Linked DNA regions of Homo sapiens: all the other regions are linked to region 1. The links are chromatin loops, found by intact Hi-C in ENCODE. Cell type or tissue: Calu3. All regions are shown on one strand. Each heading gives the region's core, and the rest is flanking DNA. Links, peaks and the distances in the headings are about the cores only.

Region 1 (5,629 bases), core at 772-4,771:
AGCTATATTTCTTAAAGGTTATATATTATCTGGTTTGCAAAAGAAATATAGTAACACACATACTAATAGACACACATGTATATACATATATGTGTGTCCTGATTCTCCTGGAAGGAGGGGGAAAAATCAGAAAACTACACTCTATAAACAGTAAGTTCAAAATTATTGATTTTGAAGTAAGGTCACCACCTTACTTCCCATTCTCACAACCTTTTTTAGGAATTTCAAATAAGGAAAAGTATCAAAAGTAATATTTTAGCTATTCTCAGTGATATTAGGTGATTCAGGAAATGCTGAAATACAGAGGTTGAGTTAATTTGCATTTCATAGGGTGGTTTGGTGGATGCGTGCACCATACTTTAAGTCTCAGCAAAAAAAGATAAAGGGTTAACTAAGTCAGCAAGTTTTGATTTTTTTTTCAAACAAATATGTTGTAATGGTGGTTTCAGGTTATAAATGTGTAAATTCACAGCTTAATCAAGTTACTGCATCTCAGTTCACACATTACTCTTTTATATTTCAAATAGTTCCTATAATTTTTCCTGAGGCCAAAATTTACAGAATATTTAACCCAACATAAGCCAATCCTTTAACTATTTTGCACCCTTCCATGTGTGGTTTCCATTTCTGTTTCCTTCTTAGAATTGGGAGTCCATTGTGGACATGGGGTTCTATTCTGAGCCTGAGCAGTATAGTACATCTTATGCCTCATCCGTCACTTGTAAAGAGATGATGCTCCATTGCTGTTGTGCCTGCAGCACTCATTCTTCAAGTGCTTATTGTAAGTTGAAGTGCAGCGTAGTGTGAGAGCCAAGCCTGTGGACAAACCTGCCTGCAAGGGGAAGCAGGACTTTCTAGAAGCAAGCAGATGGATAAAAAGGCCTTGGAGTGAAGACCAGCCTGCAAAAAAATGCAGGTATTGGGCAACAGGACTTCTGGCCTTGCTAATCATTTCTTTTATCCAGATAGCATTTGTTGAGTTCTCTATGTGCCAGGCTCTGTATCAAAGCTGTTTGTAAAGATGAGTTAAGGTTAAGCCCCTACACTTTAAGGATTTACAATCCTGGCCGGGCGCGGTGGGTCGCGCCTGTAATCCTGACACTTTGGGAGGCCGAGGCGGGCGGATCACAAGGTCAAGAGATGGAGACCATCTTGGCCAACATGTTGAAACCCCGTCTCTACTAAAAATACAAAAATTAGCTAGGTGTGGTGGTGCTCACCTGTAGTCCCAGCTACTCAGGAGGCTGAGGCAGGAGAATTGCTTGAATCCAGGAGGTGGAGGTTGCAGTGAGCTGAGATCATGCCGCTGTACTCTAGCCTGGCAACAGAGCAAGACTCCATCTCAAAAAAAAAAAAAGACACTAGTGATATTGCTACTTTAGTCCAAGTTTCTACATCAGGCATCACAAGTGACACCATCAGAATATTCCAATTCTGTCTTAATGGAGTATATATGAAAAGAAGGAAAAATACAGAAGAACATGGACTGCATTTTCCCATTAGCTTGATTCTTATTTCAGAAAGAGACTAACAGCCGGTATAGAGATTCATTTAGCCTCATTCACACAGATTATGAATACTTGGAGCAGGAAATATTTTATGTAACAATGAGTTCTAGCAATAATAATATTTTTAAATAATTGAATAATCACATCTATTTATGAATCTAAGACTCCAAACTTTTCATCTTCAATAGTTCTTCAAGCTAATACAAGCATGAGGGCTTCAGAATAAACTTACATTTTTACCAACTTAGCAGACCAAAGAAAATGTTTAAAAATTTTTAAGTTTGTTTTCCCAACCTATTTTTTTTTGTTTTGTTTTTTGTTTTTTGTTTTGAGACAGAGTCTCACTCTGTCACCCAGGCTGGAGTGCAGTGGCACGATCTCAGCTCACCGCAACCTCCGCCTTCTGGGTTCAAGCAATTCTCCTGCCTCAGCCTACTGAGTAGCTGGGATTACAGGTGCCTGCCACCATGCCCAGCTAATTTTTGTGTTTTTAGTAGAGACGGGGTTTCACCATGTTGGCCAGGCATCTCAAACTCCTGATCTCAGGTAATCTGCCCACCTTGGCCTCCCAAATTATTGTGATTATGGGCGTAAGCCACCACACTTGGCCCCAACCTATTCTTTTTAAAAATCAATACTGGCCGGGCGCGGTGGCTCACGCCTGTAATCCCAGCACTTTAGGATGCTGAGGTGGGCGGATCGCGAGGTCAGGAGTTCCAGAACAGCCTGGCCAACATAGTGAAACCCCATCTCTACTAAAAATACAAAAATTAGCCAGGCACGATAGCATGCACTGATAGTCCCAGCTACTCAGGAGGCTGAGGCAGGAGAATTGCTTGAACCCGGGAGGCAGAGGTTGTGGTGAGCCAAGATCATGCCACTGCACTCCAGCCTAGGCAACAGAGCGAGACTCCATCTCAAAAAATAAAAAATGCTATCTCACAGGTAGTATTCATTTTACTTGTTCAAAAAGGCAACAGTTTTATGAAACTTTTTTGTTAGAACCTGCCTCTGTCTTTGATACCAATCTCTTGTTAGACAATTTCTATTGCATAATAACACCACTTTGTTCCACTCTCCATTAGTTACTGACTGACTACACCATAGAAGAGACAGGAAGCAATACCTCTTATTTAAGCTCCACTTAACACTTCAAGATCTAATGAAGGATTTTGAACAAAAACAAAAGCACAACACAATTACATAGTTAAACCTCCAATGACTTTGAGGTAGAAATTGTATCATGGAAATAGTTAACTAAAACCAAATATTAAGACTTATACAGGGAATAAAGGTAGTAGTAACCTAATCTGTAAATGTGACTTTGTACTACATTTTATTATTTTTTCAGCACGTCTTTAAAATAACTTTTCTAATGAAAATTAGTATGTCTACTATTTAGTAGGCAAGCAATGTGAAGGGAAATTGATCCACAATGACAGTTCTACTCATTCTGTTCTCACTCATGAGCTGAATGTGCAAATTGTTCCTTGCCACCATCCCATATTCCCCACACCCACCACTTGCAGCATTACACCGCCAAACACCACCCAGGAACGGATTTCCTATTTCGTCATTTAAACCCATTATCTTGTTCCCTTACTATCTTGCCAAACTGGTTTCCCTCCACTTACATTTCTGAGATATGAAGTGGCAAGATAACAAGTCTAGACTGTTCGTATAAATAGACAGTTGGGTCCTAAAGTTGGAGAAAAGGACCAAAAGCCAATAGTCCTCTTTTTTTTCTTTTCAGTGCACTGCCTAAACCACTCAGTAATCCCAAAGAGCTTGTCCAGTTACAAAGCATTTCTTTGTGTATGTGTGATATGTGTGTGTGTGTGTGTGTTGTTGTTGTTGTTGTTGTTTAGAGACAGGGCTCACTGTGTTCCTCACACTGGAGTACAGTGGCAAGATCATAGCTCCCTGGGCTCAAGCAATCCTCCCACCTCAGCCTCCCAAAGTGCTGGATTACAGGCGCAAACCATGGAACCTGGCTCTTTGTGTTTCAAAGGGCACTCATTTCATGGTATTGTGCATCAGCTATCCAACAAGTGTGAGGCAAAAGACTAGCAGTTTAGGAAAGAAAATGAGTGCCATCTTCAATTGAAAACTAGCCTTTGCCTAACTTATCAACTAGAAAACAAGGTTAATTCAGTGAAGATCAACTGAATCAGTAGGAGTGTGTTCACATGTACAATGAGAGTGGAGCTCTTGTAGTTAATATTTTGAGTGAATGACCCAGAAAGAGGGTGTGGGTGAACAGGAGTCCTCTAGATTCGTTTCAGAGGATTTCTTTCAATCTAATCGGAGTTGTGGAAATGGGAAAGTCTCCACCCATGCCTCAAAATATGTCCATCCATGAACACTGCAGAATTTTATGTTTTTAAATGTCAGGCATTTGGTCACTGATTTACAGAATAATGTTTATCTGGAAATGACTCTAAAGACCAGTTTGGTGGGTAACGAGGAATAAAAGGTGATGTTATCTCAAAAGTTTGCCATTTAGTGACCTGCCCTAATTACAGTTATTTAGGTCAATGTGTCCACACTTCAGCATCCTCCCAAATGTAGAGGATGTTGATTACGTGTCCTCAGAAAGCTGCTTGTTTTAATTGACATTGACTTCAGTAAAATGTAGACAGCGACTGCTGAGAAACAAATGGGAAAACTAGATGGGTAGCACCGTGCTTGGGGTAATTCCTGGGTAATGATTTGGCAGTGAGAGGAGGGACCACAATAGACTAATAAGAACAATGGTAAAATGGGCATAAAAGGTAAACATTCCCAGAATACTGTTTTTCATTCTTTTTTTCCCTATAAATCTTTTTGTTGATAACTACAGGGTTGAGGGGAGGCTTACTTGGATTTAATCTTCTCAAAATTGCTGGAACCAGGATGAATGTTCCTAGTCAAAGTGCAAACTTAGCTACCTCTCCCCTGATTCTAAGAAAAAAGTCTCCTAACAGCCCCAGGAACTTACTGCAAATTCCAAGCTTTGTCTTTCATCTCTCTGCTCTTGGGGCTTTGGGTAGTGCCACATCTGGTGGTGGTTTTGTGTGAAAGGAAATAATATATATAAATAATTTCCTGTTTGGTCATTTAAACCTATCCCTGTGCTGGACAGAATTTGACCCTCTTCACTCAATAGCAGTGTCTTGTGGCTGAAGTGCCCGTTATTTACAACTGCTGGTCAGCCAGAGTCAGTCGAGTACTTTTGCACTAGCCCAAAAGCCACTCAGGCCCCCTATTCTGACCCTTACTGTTTTCATTTACACAAATAGTTGTTAATAGCTTCACTGAAGGCTATGATTTATTCCTTTAGAGCCTAGAATTATTTTTGACAAGAAACTCACTGTCTAGTAAATATTGTCATTATTATCACATTATTATCATCCTCTTCTTTTTCATTTTTGGAGCTGGATTTCTTTTTCTTTTTAAGAGATGGGATCTCACTGTGTTGCCCAAGCTGAACTTGAACTCCTAGGCTCAAGCCATCCTCTCACCTCAGCCTCCTGAGTAGCTGGGACTATGGGCTAGTGCCACCACACCTGGCAGAGCCAGATTTTATGTTATTCCAGGAAAAAAAAAAAAGCTGAGCTTTGGCTGAGTGCAGTGGCTCATGCCTGTAATCCCAACACTTTGGGAGGCTGAAGTGGGAGGACTGCCTGAGGCCAAGAGTTGGAGACCAGACTGAGCAATATATTGAGACTAATAATTTTTTTTTTTAATTAGCCAGGCATGGTGGCTTTAGACTGTAGTCCCAGCAACTTTGGAACCTGAGGTAGAAGGATTACTTGAGCCCAGGAGGTTGAGCCTGCAGTGAGCTGTGATCATGCCACTGCACTCCACCCTGGGTAACAGAGTTGAGACCCTGTTTCAAAAATAAGTAAATAAATTAACTAAATAATGAAAACTGAGCTTTATAATGTATTGTGTAATGACTAACATACAGTTTTTTAAGGCCACTAATAAAATTAGAAATATTTAATACTTTGGGGCTTTTTTTTTTTTTTTTAGACAGAGTCTCACTCTGTCACGCAGGCTGGAGTGCACTGGCACTAATAGGTTGGTGCAAAAGTAATTGTGGTCTTTGCAGTTACCTTAATAGTTCACCGTAACCT
Region 2 (4,781 bases), core at 781-4,780, 110 kb after region 1:
TGGGGCTTAGCGCCGGGTCGAATTCCTGACAGATCTGGCTCACTTGGCATCCAACCAGTTTCACGGCTGTGATATTTTTGTCTCGATTTTCTTATTTCCAACAGACTGAAACAGCCTCTTGCTCTCCCTCCACCCAGTCTCCTATTCCACCCCCACTGGCACCCTGCCCCTGGCCACCCCCTCTCCTCAGTGTTTACGCAAAGCTCTGGGTGCCTGCTGGGCAGCCTGTCGCCCTCCTGGCCAGTTCCCCTCCCTGCCCCCCTTCACTTGAGCGTGGCAAGGAGTCCGAGAGTAGCCGTGCCTTGGCATCTTGGAACTCTCCTTCCTTCCAGAGCCCATCTTTCCCCTTTGCTTGCTCTTGATGACAAACTCTGAGTGAGGAGAAATGGATCTGTTCGGTTCACATTGATGGGAACATGGCTCCAGAGGAAGGAGGAGGGGCTCTTCCTATAGCTGAGGTGTCTCCGTTCTGGAATGGAGAGACCCTGAGGCCCCATAGTTTGACCTCAAACTTTGTGACCCTTGCGGAAAGGGAAGTTGAGGGGCAGGTGAACGGGCGTGGTGAGAGTCAGTCTACTGGACCTGATGAAGGAAACTGACATTGATGGGCACCTACTATGGACCAGGCAGCAAAACCAGCAGCCATTCAGAGGAGTTCCTTGGTGCCAGGCATTCCGCAGACCTCGTCCTCATGGCCTCCTGTGCAGTGAGCATCATTATGAACCTGTTTTGTAGGTGAGGCAGTGGAGGCTCACACATACTGGGTTATGTGTCCAAGGTCACACAGCTGCGTAGGGGCTGAGGCAGGACTTGAATGCAGACTCTGTCTCATTGTGAAGACTGGACACTCTTCCCCCAGCCTGGAGCTGTGGAGGTGGGCCTAGGCAGCTAGGAGACCACCCCTTATCTGCCTAAACATCCTTGGCCTGCAGGGAGAGTGGGAGGCAGACATCCTCTTAGGCCTCAGTTCTATGGGAAGCTGACGGGGTTCTGTGCTGGTCAGGCAAGTGGAGAGAACACTCATGTTTCAGCCTGTCCTGGGCTCTGTGCTGTACGCTGTATTTGTATTGCTCATTAAACCCTTATCAACTATGATTATTCCCATTTTGCAGATGAGAAAACTGAGGCACAGCAAGGCTAAATAACTTGCCCAAGGACACACAGGAAATGCAGAGCCAGGAACTGAACCCTGGCAGTCTGGCTGTAGGGCTTGCATTCTTAATGATACCACTACCTCCCAAATCTGAGGAAAGGGTGAGAAGAGGAGCACCCCCAGAGTGGGATGCTCCCCAGGGGGGAGGGGCTTTTCAGGGGTGCAGAGGCCAGGCTTCAGGTGGGTCTCTGTGAGTGGAAGGCACCCAGGGAGGCGGTTGGAGAGGGGACCCAGCAGCCCCACCCATCCTGTGGCCCTACGCATATGTTTGCCCGCACACACACCCCCTGCTTTCGGTGTTCTGAGCCACTTAGCTCAGTCCTGCAGTCCTCTTCTCACCTCCCCCTTCCTGCTGTGGGTGACAAGGAGGCCTGGCTGGCTGCCAGTCCCTGCCGCCTTCCTCTTCTCCTTCCCACATTGGCTCCAGGGCCACTCTCCTCCCTAAGGATGTCCCTGTTCCTGGCCTGCCAGGGAGAACTGGTCCATGTGATTGCCTGGGTCCCGTCTCCAGCCCAAGCCTGCTCCTCTCCCCATGCTGACTCTAAGCTTTTCAGACTGTGGGAGCAGTGTCTGAGAAGCCACCAGGTTCAGTCCTGTTGTGCAGCCTCCATGCCTGTCTCTGGGGAGGGGGCTGCAGCAGGGCAGAGCCTTGAGTCTGGTGGAAGGGACAGAGTGGCCATCCTCAAAGGAGGAAGCAGCCTGCCCTAGACCACACCACCTAACGCCAGGCTGGAAAGGAACTGAAGTTTCACTTGAGCCATGATTTGTCCCGGGGGAAGCTTGGGCTGAGAAGGGCAGGGCCCTTTGACCAGGTCAAGAGGAGCAGAAGCAGCAAGGCTCAGCCCAGAGCCCAGGCCAGACAGGGGCACTAGGCAGCCTTGCGCCTTCCAGAGCTTGGCACCCCGAGAACCTGACTGGCTGTGCAGCAGTTCTGCCCCGCCTGTACCCCTTCTCCTCCCATTCTCTCCTGAGCTCCCCAGACCTGCATTTGGAATGCATCTTACTGTCTGACCTGCCTGCTACAGTGCCAGACAGAGTGTAGCTTCTTGCCCCCTCCCTCTGTCCCCTGCCTGGCCAGTTTTCCTGGTACATTGGAGCCAACTGAGCAGTTCCTGGCCTTTCCTCATCTCCGCCAGGCCTGTCCCACCCTAGCGCATCCCTCCCCACCTCCAGGCCATTCCCGGCCTGGCCTGCTGTTCCTTTGGTTGTCACGATTTCCCAGCCCTTCCCTTCAGCCCACCCTGCTTTCAGCAGTTTGGGCCTTTGCTGTGGACACAGCAGTCCCTGAAGAAAGTGCCAGCACCAACGCCCACAAGCTCTTAGGCTCATTCGCTAGATAACTTTTGTGCTCTCTCCACGCAGCTAATTTCCAGGAAGAAGGCCTCAAACATTCCCCTGGGCCCTGGCCCACCACAGCCCCTCCAGTCCTGCCCTCTACTCCTCCCAGGCTCGGGAGCAGCCACTGGTCTGGCGGGTTGGGCAGGCCCAGCCAGGAGGAAGCTGGGCTTGGTTCACCCTCCTCCTGGGAGCCTGTGCCCCAGTGGGATCTGCTTGATCTCCCTCCCCTGCTGCTTGGAACACACCCCAAGCTGGCTCGAGCCCCTCCACCCCACCCACCTCATTCCCGCCCCCAGAGGCTGAGGTCACTGGCTCCCCTGGGCCCGGGTGGGGTGGTGCTGTCAACACCTGCCGGTTGGAGGAGGAGGCAAGGCCCCTGGGGGCTGTTGTCTTAGCAATTGAGTAACTAGGGAGCTTGGCTATACCGGAACTGGTTCCCAGGCCAGGCCGGAACCTGTGGAGGCTGCAGCCCCCCGTGGCCTTGGGGGTTTGGGGTGGCAGGAAGTCCACCCCAGGGACCCTGGCTGGGTGGGGGTAGAGGGACATAGGTTTGTTCAGAGGGCTCCAGGGGCAGGAAAAGCACATTTCTTGTCCTGCAGAGCCCCTTCCCAAAGGTGAAATGGATGTGAGCAAATGGGGGTCCCTGCCTTGAGGTCAGGGTGGGGGGCAGCATGCTCACCAGCCCCTCCCTCCTTAGGTGTCCCTCAATGCATGGTTCTGGTCCACAGTTTTCCACACCAGGGACACTGACCTCACAGAGGTGAGCATTCCTCCAGCTCCCCCTCCTGCACAGGGTGGTCCCAGAGGAGCCCAGAAGTGGGCAGAGGGGCTCTAGAGGGTCATGCCAACTCCCTCTGAGGAGCACTGGGAGGAGTATGGGGTGGGCATCCTAAACCTGTTGGTGCCCTTGATCCTCAGTGAGCCTCATCAGGTGGGGATGAGTATTCGCTCTTCTTGCCTGATGAGGCAGCTGAGCCTTCGACAGGGGGACCACATGCTTAGGGGCACCCAGCCAGTGAAGGGTTGCCACAGGACGTGACCCCATGGCTGTCAGACTCCACACTGTGCTCTGAATTCTGTGCAGCGTGGTCATGTCCTGGAGCCTCAGCAGGAACCCTCCACCAGCGTCCCTAAAGCCTTGTTCCTGGGCACATTTTTAAAAACTTGTATGGTGATGTGAACACAAGACTCAGTCAGAGTGAAACAGTGATAGGCAGGCCCAGGACCCCGGCCCCTCTCTGCCACTCCTCCATGCCCCCATCCCCGCGGGTCCTCTCCGTGAAGCCTCATGCTGGTCCCTCACCACCCTTCCCTGTCCTCAGAAAATGGACTACTTCTGTGCCTCCACTGTCATCCTACACTCAATCTACCTGTGCTGCGTCAGGTGAGCCTGCCTGGGTGGCTGCAGGGGCAAAATCGAACCCTGGGGGCAGAAAGGGGTCACCCAGCCTTCCCCTGGGGGCCTTCTTCACTAGTCTCCCAACACCTACGCCCCCCAACCCCCAACACATCAGCTGTCCTGGGTGAGGACTCTGGGGTAGGACTGGGGGCCCTGGCTCCTGACAAGGAGCTGTAGCACTTGCTGCCCAGCTGTGGCCTGTTTGGTGGGGAGAGGGGTAGTGACTTCAGGGGCCATGCACCAATGTTGGGGGGAGGAGATGCTTCAGGGAATGCTGCTCTGGGGATGGGCCACCTGCCCTCTGAGCAACCCTGGACGGTGGGGCAGGACCGTGGGGCTGCAGCACCCAGCTGTGGTCAGTGCCTTCCGGGCTCTCCTGCTGCTCATGCTGACCGTGCACGTCTCCTACCTGAGCCTCATCCGCTTCGACTATGGCTACAACCTGGTGGCCAACGTGGCTATTGGTGAGGCCCTGGGGGGCTTGGGCCATCTGCAGAAGTGCTAGCTTGGGGTGCGAGTGGGAGGTTGGTGCCATTCCTGGAGAAGGAGGTTCTAGAGAGACTCTTGGGGTAGAGGAATGGAGAAGAATTTGAGGTGGGAGAGAGAGGAGGCTGGGAGGAGAGTCCGAGGATGATCCTGGGGTCAGAGAGCATGGAGTTGGGGGTGGCCTTGGGGAGAAGGAGCCGAAGGAATGAGTCTCTCCTGCCCCCACTGGCACCCAGGCCTGGTCAACGTGGTGTGGTGGCTGGCCTGGTGCCTGTGGAACCAGCGGCGGCTGCCTCACGTGCGCAAGTGCGTGGTGGTGGTCTTGCTGCTGCAGGGGCTGTCCCTGCTCGAGCTGCTTGACTTCCCACCGCTCTTCTGGGTCCTGGATGCCCATGCCATCTGGCA
Region 3 (5,629 bases), core at 931-4,930, 77 kb after region 1:
CCTGCCTTCTAAAAGAGGAGCAGGCCTTTTAAACAACCCCCAGATTCCCCAGGGAGGAGAGAAAGCTATCTTTACCGTCTTTGAGTCCCACCACCACCACACCCGCAACAAGAACAAAGCGAGAGCCAGGGAGGAGTGAGTTGTCCATGCTAGGTCCAGATGCTCATGTGGACCGCAGCTCTCTCCTTCCTTCTCACCTCTACTCTGGGCATGCTGCTTGGTGGTTAAGAGACTGTGGAGTCTGAAACTCAGCCCCATCACTCACTAGCTGTGTAACTTTTGGCCCTTATATCTGCAAGCCTCAGTTTTCTCATATGTAGAATGAGAATAACACTGATTTTTTCCTGACAGGACTGCAGCGTGACTGAAATGGGCCATGCGGGCAAAGCACCTGGCACCCAGACTCTGGGGCAGAGTCGGCTCCAGGGCCAGCAAATAGTTACATAGGTTGTTCACTGTACACTTCACTCAGCCAAGTGGGGGCAAAAACCCAGCCTGCATTCTCACGATTGAATTATATGTGCTGACGCAAGCTACAACTTCCCAGGAAGAAGGGGAATCTTTTTCCAATCTTCTGAGGGCGTCTTCCCGGGCTCTGCCTGCGTCTGCCCAGAAGGGACACCATTTCTAATGCACACAAAGCCTCCCCCTGGTTAGCAGTGGCCCTGGTCAGCTCTGAATAACCAAGAGAAGGTTTCAATGACGGTGAAGGCCACCTGTGAGGCTTCGAAGCTGCAGCTCCCGCAGGCCTCCTGGGGAGGCCCCTGTGACAGGGGTGGTATTGTTCAGCGGGTCTCCATTGTCTAGCACGGCCAGGGCATAGTTGTCCTCAAAGAGCTGGGTGCCTCGCACAATCCGCAGCCTCTGCAGTGGGACCTGCCTCACTTGGTTGTGAGCGATGAGCACGTAGCCCTGCACCTCCTGGATATCCTGGGAGGGGGAAGCAGAGTGGGGCTGAAATAGGAACACTGCCACCCCCCAGGGCCTCCCTGGGGTTCCCCAGTACTTGGAGATCTTGGGCAAGGCCCCCAGCCACTGAGCAGTCCTGTTCCCGCTTAAATAAAACGATAAAATAGAGATAAAGATCACGCCCTACCTTGCCTCACCAGATTCTTATATGATCAAGAAAGATAATGGTGGGGGGGCATTTCATAAACTCCGAACAGGTGCCCTGCCCTCTCTGTATCTCAGTTTCTTCATCAGTGAAAGCAAAGGCCTGGATGGGATGGCGTCTGCAAATTTTTTTTTTTTGAGACGGAGTTTCACTCTTGTTGCCCAGGCTGGAGTACAATGGCACGATCTAGGCTCACCACAACCTCCGTCTCCCAGGTTCAAGTGATTCTCCTGCCTCAGCCTTCCCAAGTAGCTGGGATTATAGGCATGTGCCACCATGCCTGGCTAATTTTGTATTTTCAGTAGAGACGGGGTTTCTCCATGTTGGTCAGGCTGGTCTCGAACTCCCGACCTCAAGTGATCTGTCCGCCTCGGCCTCCCAAAGTGCTGGGATTACAGGCATGAGCCATCGCACCCGGCCGGCGTCTGCAATTTGACAAACCAAGCATGTGGCCCCATTCCAGGGTCTGTGGACACGATCCAGCAGGTTGGTTTCCACTCTCCCTCCTGTTCATAACCTTTTCACAGACATTTCTCTTCTGAGCTTCACAACTGCTCCCAATATACAGATAGGGAAACTGAGACCCAGTGAAGCTAAGGGGGTGTAGGCCACATTCATAGGGCTCGTCAGTGGCAGAAGTGGGCCTGTAATCCACCTTTCTCACCAGCCCTTTCTTCTGCTGTAAGTGGGAGAGGGATAGTGGCTGGAGCAGGTGGACAGGGGACATGATCATGCTGGCAAGAGAGCACAAGATTTAGCGGAAACACAGACGCATCCCATCCAGACATGACCTCGGCCAGCCACGTTATAGAGAGAGTCAACTGATTCTGCAGTAAAATGAATGGGGGTTAGATGTTAGAAAGGACTTCCTGGTTGAGAAACCACAACAAGAGAGGAAACAGAAGGGCAGGGCACCTTCTTCTGCCACCCACCTGTAAACAGAGGGCTCAGCCCAGCTGGAGGCAGGGCCTGGCTGGGTTGCCCACGGGCCTCACCTGCAGGAAGGACAGGCTGGCATTGGTGGGCAGGTAGGTGAGTTCCAGGTTTCCCTGCACCACCTGGCAGCCCTGGTAGAGGTGGCGGAGCATGTCCAGGTGGGTCTCGGGACTGGCAGGGAGCCGCAGCTTCATGTCTGTGCCGGTGCACACTGGCAGGAGAGAGCAGATGGGTCAGAGGACACTGGCGGGGGACCTTCTCAGACCTGGCCACCCCATCCAAACTCACTCCAAGTCATGCCACCTCAGACAGGGAGAAGCCTGACTGAAGGACCCCTCCGCCCATGTCCCTTGCACACTGCAGGTTTAACAGCAGGAGAAAGCTTGCGTGCTTGGGAAGTAGAGGGATTTCAGGGGAAAGGCTTCTTCTGACTAGGCCCACCCTGTGCATTCAGAGGCTGCCCCAGCGTGCCAGCCCTGGGGAGCTCGCCCGCCAGTACAGGGTGTTGGCTGGCAAAGAAAGGCTTCCTTTGTCCCAAAGGCACAACTCAGGGCAAAGGGGTAAAAATCCCCCAAGAGAGGCGATGACGAATCATGAATCTTCTGGATACCCCCTGCCCCTCTCCCAAGCAAACAAACTCGGTGCATTCTCCCTATGCCATTCCAGCACACCCACATGCCAACCTCTTGGCAAGGGATCCACACCCCCGTAATGCCACCCAGAGAGTGGGGAAGGAGGGTCAGCTGGAGTTGCAGCTGAGGCATGGGACAACCGGGGCTCTGGTCATTGCAGAGACCTCTGGGAGTCCCCCATGAAGAGAAAAGGAGCGTCAGATTCCAGTTGTGGGCATCTGGACCCAGGCTGCAGATCCCAGGCCAGGGTGAAGCATGCGCCAAAGGTTCCTGCGCTGGCACCCTCACCCTGGCCACCTCCTCAGGGCAAGACTCCAGAACCAGCTGGCAGAATGTGTGCCACGAAACTGCTGCCACAAAGGCACTACGTCAGCCCTGCATACCTGCCCAGCGCGAGCCATCAGCCATGGGGCATAGGGCTGAACTGCCACACCTGGCCCACTTGGACCCCAGCCTGGTATCCCTGAGACCAGAAATGCCCACTAAGGTCAGGAATACTAGAGGAGGTAAAGCACCCCTGGTGAGGGGCGCCGGGGTAGCAGCTCACACCAGGCCTGCCAGTGAGGGGAGATTAAAGTGCCCAGTTGAACTTGTTTTTCTGCTCTGGTGAGATGAATCACCTGGCGTGTCTTGCCCAGGAGATCGGAAGGGTGGGGGCAGAGGGCACCCTCAGGCCCACAGGTGCCTGAGCTGCCCAGAATTCCTGCCGGTCACTGCTCCGCCTCCCACAGGCTACATGCAGATTCAGGGACAGCACAAGGGCTGGCTTGGGGTCTGACACCAGAGGCACTGCTCTCCCAGCAAGTTGGAGCCTAAGGTCAAATCCTAGGGGGTAATACGAGGTACCCCCTGCCTTCAGATTGCTGGGAGAGGCTGGTAGGGCAAGCCCCCAGGTTCCCTGCCTGGGCCAGTGGCCAGTGGCCACAAACTGGTGGTCTCCTAGTGATACTCAGAATGGCCTCTATTCCCACCTCTCTAGGCAGATAAGGACAAAGAGGGAGGAACAGGAGGGAGGAACAGAAATAGAACTCAAGGGTCCATGTCCCTGAGGGAGGCCTCCCCACTCCATGCCTCACCCACTTGCACCCCCTCCTCTTCCCCACACTTCCTCCCCCAACAGACTCCCAAGAGAAACAGGAGCTGGGGGTGGCAGGCCAGGCCCAAAATAACGCCCTGCTGCCAGGACCTCCCCCGGCCTCAGCCCTTCAGCTGCTTTATAGACACAGCTGTCTGCAGGCCCAGACCCCAGGCCCTGGCCCAAGCCCAGGGTCTCCACAGGGCTGGGGCAGGGTCCGACTCCACCCCCTGTAGCCCTTTTCAAGGGATACCAGCTGTGGCCGCCAGGCAATAGGAAAACAACAACAATGGGGAGTGGGGGCCGCCACAGTAACTGAGCTGAGCACCTACTGTGTGCCTGGCAGGCACTCTCGGTGGATCTGCATAACATGCTCCAGAGACTGGGGCTGCAACCTCCATCTTGCAAAGAAGACAACTGAGGCTGGCAGGGGTTAGCTCTCGCCTCATAAAGCTTGTGAGCAACAGGCAGGACTGGAACTCAGGCTGGCCTGCCTTCAGATCCCACATTCCTTCCACTAGGCCTAACTGCACACACACAAATCCACCCCACACCCCACGCCAACATAAATACACACTAATTCTCCCAATGCCACCGATAAACACCACAGGCTCTACGGAGGGCAGGGTGGCTGGGCTGGGTTGGGCTGGAGGGTCAGAACGGGTGGTAGCCCCACCCCACTAGTGAGTTTGTTTACCTGATTTGTGGCCAATTTGAGTCTGATTAAGAATCTTAAAGTGTTTGCAGACAGGTGGTAAAATTGGTACCCTGAGAACGGTTCCCAGGGAACTGGAGGCTTGCTGGCTAACACCCCCACCAGCCTACATGAAGTCAAGAAGGTCTTCCTGACACCTCCCTCCCACTCTCCCATCTCCTTACCATTGTCCCCATATCTGCCCTGTCCCATTGGTTTTCTTTTTTTGAGATGGAGTCTCGCCCTGTCGCCAGGCTGGAGTGCAGTGGCGCAATCTCGGCTCACTGCAACCTCTGCCTCCCGGGTTCAAGCAATTCTCCTGCCTCAGCCTCCTCAGTAGCTGGGATTACGGGTGCCTGACACCACACCTGGCTAATTTTTGTATTTTTAGTTGAGGCGGGTTTCACCATGTTGGCCAGGCTGGTCCTGAACTGCTGACCTTGTGATCCGCCCGTCTCGGCCTCCCAAAGTGCTGGGATTACAGGTGTGAGCCACGGCACCTGGTCCCCGTTGATTTCCTGGGGGGTAGGTCCTAATTCTACCCAGGAGTGTCCTTGTCTCCAGGACCCTGCCCCTCAGGAACCCCAACCTCCAATTCTCCAGAGCAAAGACAGTATGAGGCAGGACCAGCCACAGGGAGCGCTAGATAAGTGTCTGCTGAGTGAATGAATGAATGAGTGGATGAATGAAGTCCAGTCACGAGTCTCCGAACAAAAGGGACCAGTTGAGGTCATGGAATCCATCTCTCTGCTCAGAGCTGGTCACAGTCCTTCATGTCTCTCTGGACTCTGGTGGTCAGGACTTGACCCCAGTCCTGAGGTTTCTCTCAGGTGGGTTCTCTCCTCCCCACCAGCTTGCAGCCCCAGCTGCTCCTCTTGCTCACAGCAGAAAAGCCAATACTTCCCTTGGTTTCCATGAATACTACAGTAAAATGACCTGTGTCCCCAAAGCTCAGCTCTCCCAGACCCATAATGTCACAGCCCATTCAAGTGACACTGGGATTCCCCGACCACAAACACCTGGTGTATCAGGCCTGACATCAGACCAGGGCCTGGGCCCAGGGTCTTTAGTTGAGAACCCTAGCTCAGCTGCTCACTGAGTGATCTTGAGCAAGTTCCCAGACCTCCAGGGCAGAAGCTAAATCGGATTCATCTCTATGCCCTGCAGTACCTGCAACT
Region 4 (5,629 bases), core at 675-4,674, 170 kb after region 1:
TTGCTCTTGTCGCCCAAGCTGGAGTGCAGTGGCAGTGATCTTGGCTCACCGCAACCTCCGCCTCCCAGGTTCAAGCAATTCTCCTGACTCAGCCTTCCAAGTAGCTGAGATTACAGATGCCCGCCACCACACCCGGCTAATTTTTGTATTTTTAGTAGACACAGGGTTTCACCATGTTGGCCAGGCTGGTCTCGAACTCCTGACCTCAAGTGATCTGCCCGCCTTGGCCTCCCAAAATGCTGGGATTACAGGTGGGAGCCACCGCGTCCGGCCTATCAGGGACAAAATTTTTAAAACCCAGCCAGGATTCCTGAGTTCTGTGGTCCTCACAAGGCTTTATCATTCTGGGCCCTTCTGTTCTCCCCCACCCCTCCACCCCCATCCCCACCCATCTCCCACTACACAGCCAAGGCCCTTCCTTGGCCTGTCTGGGAAAGGAAGAAAAGGCTCCATCCCACCCCAGCCCCTGGAGCTCCCACCTTTCAAGAAGCAAGTTCTCTCTACCATCTAACTGAAAGCCCTTCCATTTCTCTAGTCATCAGGGGCTACCACAACGCCCTCTTGCTCTTCCAGGAGGCAGAGATCCCAGCAGGGGCAGAGATGGGGAGGGATCAGAGGGCCTGGAGGACTCTGTTGGACTCTGCCCTCACACAAGCCAGGTGTGAGCCTGGCCTTGCTACATCTTCCCTGTGTGTTCCAGAGCAGCTTAGTCAACCTCTCTGAGCCTTGTGTTCCACATGGAGATAATTCCAGAACCTACCTTCTGGGTTGTTGCAAGGTTTGGATGGGATACTGCCCATGAAGTTCTTAGCAAAGGATGTGGTTCAGAGCAGGAGCTGCAGAAATGGTGGTGGGGAGAGGTGGTGTGCTGGAAAGAACCCACACACAGCTGGACTGTCTGGGTTCAAACTCCACTCCACTACTCACAGCTGGGTGACCTTGAGCAGGTTGCTTAACCTTCGTGTGCCCCTGTTTCTCCATCCTTAAAACGGAGACTGTAACAGAACTTGTGTCACTGGGGGGTCGTGAGGCACCTAGAGCTTGCTGAACAGTTCTCCAGCTAAATAAATGTTTGCCGAGTTAATAGTCTTGTTAGTTGCTGTCATTATCATCGGCCCCCACTAGAGCACTGACCCTCCTTAGGCTGTGCCTTATCCAGGGGCTTGTTGATGGCAGAAGGTTGGAGGCTGAGCAGAACCAGACTAGAGACCCTGGCACGGGGAATACCGGCTCAGGACAGGCCCACAGTCCCCACCTCCTTAAGGTGCCCACCTCTGGCATCCTCCTACGCCCTGGCATGAGCACAACTGGTTCTGTCTGCCTCCCCCAGTCAATGGCCCTGCAAAGCAGCCAGCCCCCTCCCTGTGCCCGGGTCCTGACTACCTCCTGGAAATAAAGCAGGGTCCCCAGGGCCCACTCAAGCCCAGGACTACTCTGCCAGGGTGCCAGCTGGTGCCCATGGGGGCGGGGCAGCGGTTTGATCGTGTGGAAGGGGAAAGCTGGAGGCACCCCCAACCTTGTGGCGCCCACCAGATATAAGAAAAGGCTGGGGCCAACCAGAACATCCTTCTAGCTTCCTTCCCCTTGGGAGAAGAGGGGTGGGAGCTAAGATTTGCCTGTCCTGTGCCTCAGTTTACTCAGCCATCCAGGAGATGGAGTCTTCATTCCTGTCTCCCAGGCTACCTGGGGCCCCAAAGCCTTGGCATTGGCCTCTCACATCTCCTAGACCTCTTTCCTTTCTTAAAGAATCCTAGTTCAGCTCCTGGTCCCCGCCCAGGTTCTCTCCTTAGAAGCCACTAAGGAGGACACTGAGCCCCAGAGGGGGAGGCAGAAGCCACCGCACGCCGGAGACGGCCCCTGCAGAATGTGAGGCCGCATCTCCAACTCCTTCTAGGGTGCCAGTCCCCGCCGGGGTCAACGGCGATCCCCACCGCTGCCCCTTCCCGCCGCCACTGGCCCTTTAAGAGCCTCTCCGCGCGCTGCCGTCCCGGATCAGCCAGAGAGACCATTAAAATTTTATGCAGAATGAAAATGGGCCAGGTCTCCAGCTTCCTCGCTCCCATCCAATGATTTATTACTCGCAAATACCACAGAACTAATTAGTATAGTAATTAATTAATACGCATTTGCATATTTGCATGTGCAATTAGTGCAGTGGAGTGATTACTGGGAGAATGAGGGGCCCCGATTGTCAGATGTGAGGGGGAAGTGGCCTGGAAAAGAGTTAGTGGGAATGAACTTTGTAGGGAGCGAGATGGCGGGGAGGGAGGGGCAAGCGCGGGCGAGGCGGGGGGCACCGGGGCACCTCGCTGGGGCACAGGGCGGCCCCGCCCGGGAGCATGGGGCAGGACTCCCCTGCGGGCCCAGGACGCAGGTCGGGGGCCGAGACCCCGGAGCCCCCGCCCCGCCCGGCGCGCGGCCCCGCCCCGCCCCCGCCGCGTGGCATGGCTCCAAGCGCGCGCCTGATTGTTATGCATTGTGTTTCTTGTAGCGAACGGAGCCGGGCGGAATGGGGCTGGCACAAGCTGTTTCCCTGCCACGCGGCGGTGGCACCTTAAAGGGGCAGCGTCCCCTTCCCGCCGCCGCGGCCGGCCCGCCCGGCCCCCGCCGACCCCACCTCCGAGCCGGGGCGACCCGCTCCCCCAAGCCCGGCTCCCCCAAGCGGGAGGCCGCGGGGAGGCCGCCCCGGGAGGGCGCGCGGTCCCATGGGGCGCGGGGCACGTGCCGAGGGAGCCCGGCGGGCAGGAAGTCAGGGCTGCGAGCCGGGATTGGGCGGCTGGGGCGCGCCGGGCGCCGTGCCAGGCGCGGGGCGGGGGTGGCGAGGAGAGAACCGGGAGCAAGCCAGGAGAAGGACAAGGAGGAGAAGGAGCGAGTGGCGGGGGCTCACCGGGCGCCAGGTGCTTGCTCCTAGGACGCCGCTGCTCCTCCTTGCAAAGATTTTGTGAGGCAGGGCTTCTTATTCCCATTTTACAGACAGGAGGGCAGACGGGGGCGGGGGCTGCAGGTAGCTGGTGAGCAAGTGGTGAAGCTGGGGCTCCTGAAGCTGGTCTGTCCATCCCCAAATGTTCAACGCGGTGCCAAGGGCCAGAGGCTGGAGCGCCATCAGGGGACATCAGGGAGGACTTCCTGGTGGAGGCAGCACCTCACTGAGTCTGCAAGGGCTAGGAGGGAGTCTTCTGAAGAAGCTGAGGAAAGTGGTATATACAGGGTGGAAAAACTCCATGGTTAATGTGACTGCTCCCTCTCTGTGTTTAGAAGCAGCCTCCACCCACCTACCCACCCATGAGCAGAACTTGATAGATCCAGGCCAGGGCATCATGGCTCCTGTGACTTGGGGACCTGGCCAGAGGCCAGTTGCCAGAGGGCAAACCCTGGGCACAAGTCCTTCCCAGGGCACCCTCCTTTCCCTCTCCATTGCGGGGTCTGCTGGTCCTACGGTGTGGAGACCACAGCGGTTTCAGAGAAAGGGACACACTTTATAATAGTAAGAGCATGAGCCCTGGAGTCAAGTCAAACTTGGTTCAAATCCCAGCTCTGCCACTTTCTAGCTATGTGACCTTGACACATCAGCCTTGACGGCAACCTCTCTGTGCTTCAGCATCCTGGTCTTTAAGTGGTGGTACTAGGAATCCCTCCCACAGATGTCTTGTCAAGAATAAAATGATTCCTGTGAAGGCCAGTGCCTGGCACAGATAGCACTCACCATTGTCATTATTACATTAATAAGTATGTTATCACACAGAGTGCTGAGGCTCTGGGAATGAGAGGACCCCAAAGTGGCAACAGAGTCCTGGTTTCCAGTCCCAGCTCTGCCACTCACTTATTGTGTGACACAAGGCAGGTTGCTTCCCCTCTCTGTGGCTTCTTCATCTGTAAAATGGGGAGTGAGCCCATGAGACCCTACCTCTCTAGACTATTCCCTTCCCTCCCTGTGGACCCCAATTAAAAAGTCAGGCAGGGCACAGTGGTGTGGGCCTGTAGTCCCAGCTACTTGGGAGGCTCAGGTGGGAGGATTGCTTGAAGCCAGGTATTTGAGTCCAGTCTGGGCAACATAGCAAGACTCTTGTCTCTAAAAAAAACAAAAAACGGCTGGGCATGGTGGCTCACACCTGTAATCCCAGCACTTTGGGAGGCCAAAGTGGGTGGATCGCTTGAGGTCAGGAGTTTGAGACCTGCCTAGCCAAATGGTGAAACCCCATCTCTACTAAAATACAAAAATTAGCTGGGCGTGGTGGCGTGCGCCTGTAGTTCTAGCTACTCTGGAGGCTGAGGCTGGAGAATTGCTTGAGCCGGGAGGCAGAGGTTGCAGTGAGCTGGGATGGCGCCACTGCACTCCAGCCTGGGCGACAGAGCAAGACTCCGTCTCAAAAAAAAGAAAGAAAGAAAGAAAGAAAGAATCTCCACCCTTCATGCCAGGCAGTCCTTCCCAGGTCCACTCCTGGGGCTGACTCAAGAGATCTCTGGTTAAATTGTGACCTCCTGCCCTGACCACAGTGTCCTGCACACACCATACATTCTGCCCCAGTGACCTTTTGGGGCTGTCCTCCTGAGCACTAGCATCACCACTATGGTGTGGGTCATCCGTGCCTACTGTCAGGCCCATATGTCCCCTGCACCCATGCGCTCAAGGGACGTTTCAGGGAATAGTCCAGCACCAAGCCCCTAAAATTCCCCAGCCCAGATCCCTGGCTCTGATTTCCAGGGGCAGAAACTGGGAAATGCCCAGGTCACAGGGAAGGTCACAACAGAGCCCGCCCTAAGGAAAGAGGGCCCAGGATGCAGCCTGGTCCTGTGCTGTCCCCACTGCCCTGCGCTGCAGCATCAGGGAGGAGTTCCCCAACCCCCATCCGCCAGCACTTGGCCACCCAAGTGCGCACTTCATAACCTGCCGTCCTTTTGTTCCTCCCATCAGTGCTGAACTGCAGGTGACCAGGTGAACCGTGGTGCTAGTCCCATTTTACAGATGAGGAAGCAGGGGGTTACATGATCTGACCAAGGTCACAACGCTGCTAACTCTGGTACAGTTGCCACCTTGAGCTCCCTGTTCCTCTGCCTTCCTGTATGGACTCTGGGAGTGGGTTTGGGAGGGGCTGGAACAAGACATATCAACTTCTCCATGGAAAACTCACAAGAGAAGCAGAACAAAGATATGGTGATGAAGAGAGCTGCAGGAACAAAATTAAAAAAATAACATTGGGCCAGGTGCAGGGCTCACGCCTGTAATCCCAACACTTTGGGAGGCCGAGGTGGGCAGATCTCTTGAGGTCAGGAGTTCGAGACCAGCCTGGCCAACATGGGGAAACCCCATCTCTACCAAAAATACAAAAGGCAGCCAGGCGTGGTGGTGTGCGCCTACAGTCCCAGCTACTCAGGAGGCTGAGGTGGGAGGATTGCTTGAGCCCAGGAGGTGGAGGCTGCAGTGAGCTGAGACTGTGCCACTGCATTCCAGCCTGGGTGACAGAGTGAGACCCTGTCTCAAAAATAAACAAACAAACAAATAAATCAATAAGAAAAAAGGAAAAAAATAACACTGATTTTGCCTGAGGCAAAATCAGCCACCTCTGGAGAGAGCTGTTAGCTCATTTGAAGCTTATTAGCACGCCCATTTTACAGAGGGGAAAACTGACAT

The links. A loop is a pair of places that touch in the nucleus more often than their neighbours do. Peaks named below come from ENCODE experiments on the same cell type or tissue, not always from the same donor. Only the 100,000 strongest peaks of a DNase experiment are listed, where the experiment ranks them.
Region 2: a loop joins it to region 1, with 2.0 times the contacts of the local background. A loop is called at or near these places in 1 of 110 quality-filtered maps.
Region 3: it touches region 1 in a loop (2.9-fold over the local background); 1 of 110 quality-filtered maps calls a loop at or near these places.
Region 4: a loop joins it to region 1, with 2.2 times the contacts of the local background. A loop is called at or near these places in 1 of 110 quality-filtered maps.

The regions. Positions count from the first base shown.
Region 1 is chr17:39,780,138-39,785,766 of GRCh38, reverse strand. The region is part of intron 6 of IKZF3 (IKAROS family zinc finger 3); the gene reads left to right. Among named protein-coding and RNA genes, the nearest start is that of GRB7, 45 kb to the right of the region's middle. RefSeq lists a silencer at 911-1,141. In Calu3, for the core only: no CTCF peak of the experiment used is centred there; DNase peaks (open chromatin) are centred at 2,156, 3,046, 4,166, 4,566 and 1 weaker place.
Region 2 is chr17:39,673,087-39,677,867 of GRCh38, reverse strand. PGAP3 (post-GPI attachment to proteins phospholipase 3) reads left to right here. Exons shown (of 8, transcript NM_033419.5): 4 at 3,189-3,251; 5 at 3,814-3,875; 6 at 4,218-4,354; 7 at 4,613-4,781. Among named protein-coding and RNA genes, the nearest start is that of PNMT, 7.0 kb to the right of the region's middle. RefSeq lists a silencer at 1,317-1,376 and enhancers at 1,535-2,080, 2,081-2,626, 1-2,997, 2,627-3,174. In Calu3, for the core only: no CTCF peak of the experiment used is centred there; DNase peaks (open chromatin) are centred at 1,527, 2,197, 2,737, 4,737 and 3 weaker places.
Region 3 is chr17:39,703,622-39,709,250 of GRCh38, reverse strand. It overlaps ERBB2 (erb-b2 receptor tyrosine kinase 2), which reads right to left. Exons shown (of 27, transcript NM_004448.4): 2 at 2,110-2,261; 3 at 717-930. Among named protein-coding and RNA genes, the nearest start is that of ERBB2, 6.4 kb to the right of the region's middle. RefSeq lists an enhancer at 3,585-4,457. In Calu3, for the core only: no CTCF peak of the experiment used is centred there; DNase peaks (open chromatin) are centred at 2,087, 2,620, 3,290, 4,290 and 2 weaker places.
Region 4 is chr17:39,614,960-39,620,588 of GRCh38, reverse strand. No RefSeq gene overlaps it. Among named protein-coding and RNA genes, the nearest start is that of PPP1R1B, 9.2 kb to the left of the region's middle. RefSeq lists enhancers at 1,185-1,685, 1,686-2,186, 1,854-2,357, 5,222-5,291, 5,362-5,421 and silencers at 2,419-2,558, 2,639-2,738. In Calu3, for the core only: no CTCF peak of the experiment used is centred there; DNase peaks (open chromatin) are centred at 1,298, 1,958, 2,498, 2,768 and 4 weaker places.